Linked DNA regions of Homo sapiens: region 1 is linked to region 2. A link is an interaction called in ENCODE POLR2A ChIA-PET data of the cell type or tissue named here. Cell type or tissue: IMR-90. All regions are shown on one strand. Links, peaks and the distances in the headings refer to the core of each region. The heading gives the core; the rest is flanking DNA. Region 1 has its middle 1.9 kb from the start of PLD4. Region 2 overlaps AHNAK2 (AHNAK nucleoprotein 2).

Evidence for each region. Peaks named below come from ENCODE experiments on the same cell type or tissue, not always from the same donor. Only the 100,000 strongest peaks of a DNase experiment are listed, where the experiment ranks them.
Region 1: POLR2A ChIA-PET joins it to region 2 with 11 read pairs; 14 of 35 experiments call an interaction of 5 or more read pairs at or near these places.

The regions. Positions count from the first base shown.
Region 1 is chr14:104,921,492-104,924,385 of GRCh38, forward strand. No RefSeq gene overlaps it. Among named protein-coding and RNA genes, the nearest start is that of PLD4, 1.9 kb to the right of the region's middle. RefSeq lists an enhancer at 1,117-1,166. In IMR-90, for the core only: no CTCF peak of the experiment used is centred there; no DNase peak of the experiment used is centred there.
Region 2 is chr14:104,972,098-104,974,991 of GRCh38, forward strand. All of the region lies in intron 1 of AHNAK2 (AHNAK nucleoprotein 2), which reads right to left. Among named protein-coding and RNA genes, the nearest start is that of AHNAK2, 4.8 kb to the right of the region's middle. In IMR-90, for the core only: no CTCF peak of the experiment used is centred there; a DNase peak (open chromatin) is centred at 1,264; H3K27ac peaks cover 1,334 bases.

The DNA.
Region 1 (2,894 bases), core at 179-2,678, 51 kb before region 2:
CAATCTCGGCAGCTACGCGTGTCCAGGGATGTCTCCATTTCCTCCAGGTTTCCAGTTTCTGAGTGTATAATTTCTCATGTAGTCTCTGGTGATCTTTTGTATTTCTGTGATATCAGTTGTAATGTCTCTTTTTTGTTTCTGGTTTTGGTTATTTGGGTTGTCTCTCTTTTTTTCTTCATTATCAACTTAGAATATTTTCAGCTTCCATTTATGATGGGCTTATCAGGACATAGCTCCACCATGAGGTGAGGTGTGTCTGATGTGCTTACGGTGGGGTTTAAGTGCTCCCACAAGCCTGCTCTGACAGTCTGTACTTATTTGGGGTAAAAAACAAAAAAAAACAAAAAAAAAAAAAACAAAAAACTTAGCTCTGCTGACAAATAATGAGTCATATTTTCCCACAAAGTTAATTTTTGAAATAACAAAGGAAATTAAAGAAAAAATGTTCAGGCTGGGCACGGTGGCTCACACCTGTAATCCCAGCACTTTGGGAGGCCGAGGCAGGCAGATCACGAGGTCAGGAGATTGAGACCATCCTGGCTAACACGGTGAAACCCCGTCTCTACTAAAAATACAAAAAATTAGCTGGGCGTGGTGGCGGGCACCTGTAGTCCCAGCTACTCGGGAGGCTGAGGCAGGAGAATGGCGTGAACCTGGGAGGCAGAGCTTGCAGTGAGCCAAGATCACACCACTGCACTCCAGCCTGGGCGACAGAGCGAGACTCCGTCCAAAAAAAAAAAAAGTAAAATGACAGGAAAAGATATAACATTCAAACAGCAACTCAAAGAGAGGTGGAGTTCCTATACTAATATCAGAAAATATAGATATTAAGACAAAAATTATTGTTAGAGACAAAGAAGGATGTGTTATAATGATAAGAGGGTGATCCATAAGGAAGATATAATAACTAGAAACACATATGCACTAGCTGGGCACGGTGGCTCATGCCTGTAATCTCAGCACTTTGGGAGCCTGAGGCGGGTGGATCACGAGGTCAGGAGATTGAGACCATCCTGGCTAACACGGTGAAACCCCGTCTCTACTAAAAATACAAAAAATTAGCTGGGCATGGTGGCGGGCGCCTGTAGTCCCAGCTACTCTGGAGGCTGAGGCAGGAGAATGGCCTGAACCTGGGAGGCGGAGCTTGCAGTGAGCCGAGATGGCGCCACTACACTCCAGCCTGGGCGACAGAGCAAGACTCCATCTCAAAAAAAAAAAAAGTTTTGCTTCATGGGAAATCCCCAAAGTCCCTCCCCACACCCCATGGGACCAAAGGGCCCTAGACCTCAGGGTGGGGCCTGCAGCGCAGGGAGCAGAGCCGGCAAGGAGCTGCCCTCAGGTCGTTCCTGGCCACACAGCCAGCCTCGGAGCCACTGAGAGGCCTGCCCTGGGTCCCGAATCTAGACGCCCCTTCCAGCCTCAATCTTTCTTCCAGGGTAAGCAGCCTGAGAGGCCAAGAGGACAGTCCACCGAACCCTGAGCCCAAGGCCCAGGATTCCTTGCTTAAACATCCCCAAGCCTGGATCCATCCTCCCGAGGTAGAGCTGCCTGAGCTGTACCCAGTCCTGCTGGCCTGAGGGGCAGCCAGGGGAGGTGACGTGGTGCTTTTCTGGGGCTGCAATGAGCTCAGACCCACGGGCTGGGTGTAGCATGTGGGCTCATTGAGGCCCCTCACAATGTGGGGAAATCGGAGAGGGGACTGGCTGGGGCTGGCCCTCCTGCAAGGACTTCTGAGAGTGCTCCAAGGAGCCCTGGGGTCCTCCACTTGCCCCTGGCCTTCCAGGCCCTCACACACCATTGTTGTCCAGACAGAAGAGACTGGGCGCTGTGGTTCACGCCTGTAATCCCAGCACTTTGGGAGGCCGAGGCGGGTGGATCATCTGAGTTCAGGAGTTCGAGACCAGCCTGGCCAACATGGTGAAACCCCGTCTCTAATAAAAAATACAAAAATTAGCCGGGCGTGGTGGCACGTGCCTTAATCCCAGCTACTTGGGAGACAGAGGCAGGAGAATCGTATGAACTCGGGAGGCAGAAGTTGCAGTGAGCCGAGATAAAGCCGTTGCACTCAAACCTGGGGTACAAGAGCGAGACTTCTCTCAAAGGAAAAAGAAAAAAAAAAAGACAGAAGAGAACCTGTTCTGTCTAACTGCCTTTTGCTTGAGTGCAGGGAAGGCAGCCTCCCTTCATACTCATGCCCCAGCCCTGCAAATGTCACAGCAGGACCCACCTGGCTGCCCCTCCCCATACCCAGAGTAACCCTCACCCAGAGTCCCTGGAGGACCCAACCCTCGGGGGCATGCCTGGGGCCCAGCTGCATTCAGGCATCCAGCAACCCAGCCAGAGGGCTGGGGCTCCCCAACCATGGCCGGGAGGTAAGGGCTGAACCCAAGGCCAAATCAGAGCATCAGGAAGGTGAAGAGAGATCTGGGAGGGGCTAGGGAGAGGATGGATCTCTTCCCCATTCACTTCCTGGCCCACCCAGACTGGCCCCAGGGGTGCAGCTGACAGGCCCCACCCTTGGGAACTGCACCCTCCTGACTGGTGTCCTGCAGGCACCCTGAGGCCATCACCCTGGACCCCTGCCCTACATAGGCCTTACAAGGAGGAGCCAGGGTGGACACCCAGACCTCATTGAAAGTAGGAGTGTTCTCAAGGTCCCAGACCTTACTCAGGGACCCCAGTCGGGGGGTGGGGCAGTGGGAGGCAGAGCCCCTTGCTAGGAGCTTCTAGCCAGGCCCACCTTTTCAGATATGCCAGTGAGCAGCCCCAGCTTCGTTCTCCAAGATAAAGACCCTAGTTACCTCCATTGCTCAGCCTCCCTTGCAGCTAAGTGTAGCCATGTGACTAAGTTCTAGATCAAGTTCCAGATCACAGATAAGTGGAAGTGCCCTGTG
Region 2 (2,894 bases), core at 144-2,643:
TCCCAGCCCCAGGGCAGGGGCACTTGCCGGCAAATGGGGTGGGAGAGGCCTCAGGGGCTCCTCAGGCCTGAAAGGTGGGGACCTGATTCCAGGCCCCTTCTGGGCCTCCCCCCATTGCAATACCCTAAAAAGGCTGACACAAAAACCTAACGGTCACAAAGATAGAAAACGACTCTATTTACACGGAGGCAGGAAAGCTGGCCACGTCTGCTCCAGGGACACTCCCAGACAGCTCTCACCTGGGAACGCTGTTTACTGTTTACCACCTGACACCCACACTCAGCCAGGCAGGGCAGGGCTGGCTGAGTCAGCGCCGTACCCAGAGGCCCAGCCTGCTGGAGTGGGACAGGAAGGAGACGCTGGCACAGAGCGGGGCCGTCATGCCAGACACAGCACTGACCCCCGCAAGAGCCTTTGCTGGGGCCCCCACCCCAGCTACGCCCACCTCACAGCAGCCAGAGGGAGGTGCCCTGCACAGCTGGCCACAGCGCTGGCCACGCAAGCCCTTCCCAGACCCTCGCTGCAGTGCGGCCAGTGTGGTCCGCCAAGCCCTGGAACACATGACGGAGATCTCCTCCTGGTGCACCCTCCCCAACGCGGACAGCCATGGGAACGCACCACACCCTGCCCCAGGCCCTCTCCAGACTCTAAGCACGTGCCACTGGCTCTGCCTGGGGCACCCTCCCAGCTCAGATCCTGGACTTGCTCCCCCGCCAGGCACTCAGAACCGAGCCCTCGGCTCCAGAGCCCCTGGCGGTGGGTGCCCACAGCACGGTGCAGACACACAGCAAGGGATGGGGTCAGGCTGGAGGCCCTGGGCTCTGGCTCAGGGGGCCACTTACTGGGAAGGGTAAGAGCTGGAGAGCCATGCTTCACACCTGCCCCTGTTGCTACCCAGTCCCAAGAGAGGCACACTTGACCACCAGCAGGCGGGTGCTGGGCAGGGCCTTGCTCACCTGCCTCAGTTCCCGGGGGCCCCACCTACCGGACCCCTGGCACCACGTGGTGGGACTCAGTGGTCAGGCAGGTGTCTGATCAGCTGGAGGGACGGCAAGCAGGGGCTCTGCTAAGCCACCACATCACAGACCCTGAGACCTAGGCCATCCGGCATGTCCCGTGATGCGCACTGAACAGCTAGTCCTGGCTCAGAGCTGCTAGGACCCAGGACCAGCTAGGAGTCGCCATGGGAACTCGGCTGCTGGCGGGGGCCAGGGAGGGCTGAGGGCAGCGGATGGTGAATCAGCCGGGAGGAGGCCAAGGCGTGAAGCTCGGCATTCTCAGGGCGTGTGTCACCAAGGAGCCCGCGGTGCTGGCTCACCCAGGAGCCAGGCCTGCCAAGCAGCAGGAGCAGGGCGAGGACCGAAGGCTGTGGCCCTAAACAAAGGGGCCTTAATTCCACCTGGTGGGGGTGAGTCATGGGGCCTCCTGCCCACCCAGGCGCCATCACCTGACAGCCCCTCCAGCCGGCAGGGCTCACACGGACATAGCCCAGTAAGGGTCCCCCAAGTGTCCTGCCCCTGCCACATCCCGGGTACCCCCAGCTGCCCCTGCTTGGCTATACCCTCAGCAGCGTCCAGGCAGGGGTGTGGCTTGAGATCCCTTTCCGGACTCCTGCCTGGAACAGCCTGGGCAATTGCCTAGCCTCCCACCACCGCCACCCCTGCAGGAAGGAGTCCCTCCCAAGAGCTCTGCAGAGAGGAGGCCCCGATGCCACTCCCACCCTCACAAGCACACATTGGGTCAGCAGGTCCGAGTGCGCAGCAGAGCTGGCAGGGCAGGGACCCGCAGCCGGAGGGGAGGGGAGGGCGGTGGCTGCAAAAACCTCTGCCTGGCCTCTGTGGGGTGCGGGGATGGGGGAGTACCGCCTCCCGCCCCAGCCCCTCCCCATCCCCTGCCTCCTGGGCTCAGCTCCATGTTTCCATTTTAGAAAGTGCTTCTGACTATTAAATATTTATCCGAGCAAGGAAGGCCTTGACTCCCGGCCAGCCGATGACTTCCAAAAAAAGAAAAATAAAGGGAAATCTGGAGGCCCAGGCTGAGTGCAGGTGGGGCCTGGTGGAGACACCCTCAAGCTCGCAGCGTGGCTGGGGATCCCGTCACCCTTAGAGCGGGTGGAGGGGAGCAGAGGAGCATGCCCCGTCCTCCTTGTGTGTCCAGTTAAGCCTCCGCTAAGCTCCCTTAGCTAACCTGGCCTCCACATCCCCCACGGAGCAGCTTCCTTCCCACCAAAACTGCCCTAAGACCTATGGGGCTCCCCGGTGCCCTCAGGACAAAGCCCTCCCTCCAGCAGCTGACGCTGCCACCTCTCCATCCTCACCCCACCCCGTCCCAGATGCACTGGGTTGAACAACTTGCAGGTCCCTGACTTCGCCCTCAGCCTCTGCAGGCTCCTGCTGCTTTGCCTCCGCTTCTTTTTCATGACCAGTCCCGGTCTCCATTGGGCCAGTTGTCCTCCAGGGAGCCCTCTCTGGCCCTTCTGTGCCCCCTAAGGCTGCACTGGCCACAAAAATGGGATTCACATTTGTTGACTGAACAATGGGTGGATCCTTCCTCTGCTGAGCTATGACCTCCCAGGTCCCAGGGTTCCCGGGGTGGCTTTGAGACCCAGAAGGATGGGTGAACAGGCCGCCAGACAGACGGGGAAGCACCCCCACAACTCACACCATCCCTGAGCGCAGGGTCCGTCTCTGCCAGCCGGAAGACCAAGCTGGGAGAGTGTGGCATTTTACTCCTGAAGTGGGTGGCAGGGACCCCCAGATGGCCAGTGCCCCCCACTTGCTGGGGCTTGGGGGCCTTTCCTCCCCAGCACCTATACTTCTCCACACCTGGCCAAGCCAGCCCCTAGCTGAGCCTGAAACACAGAGGCCTTCCGCATAGGTGTCACAAGAGGAAGG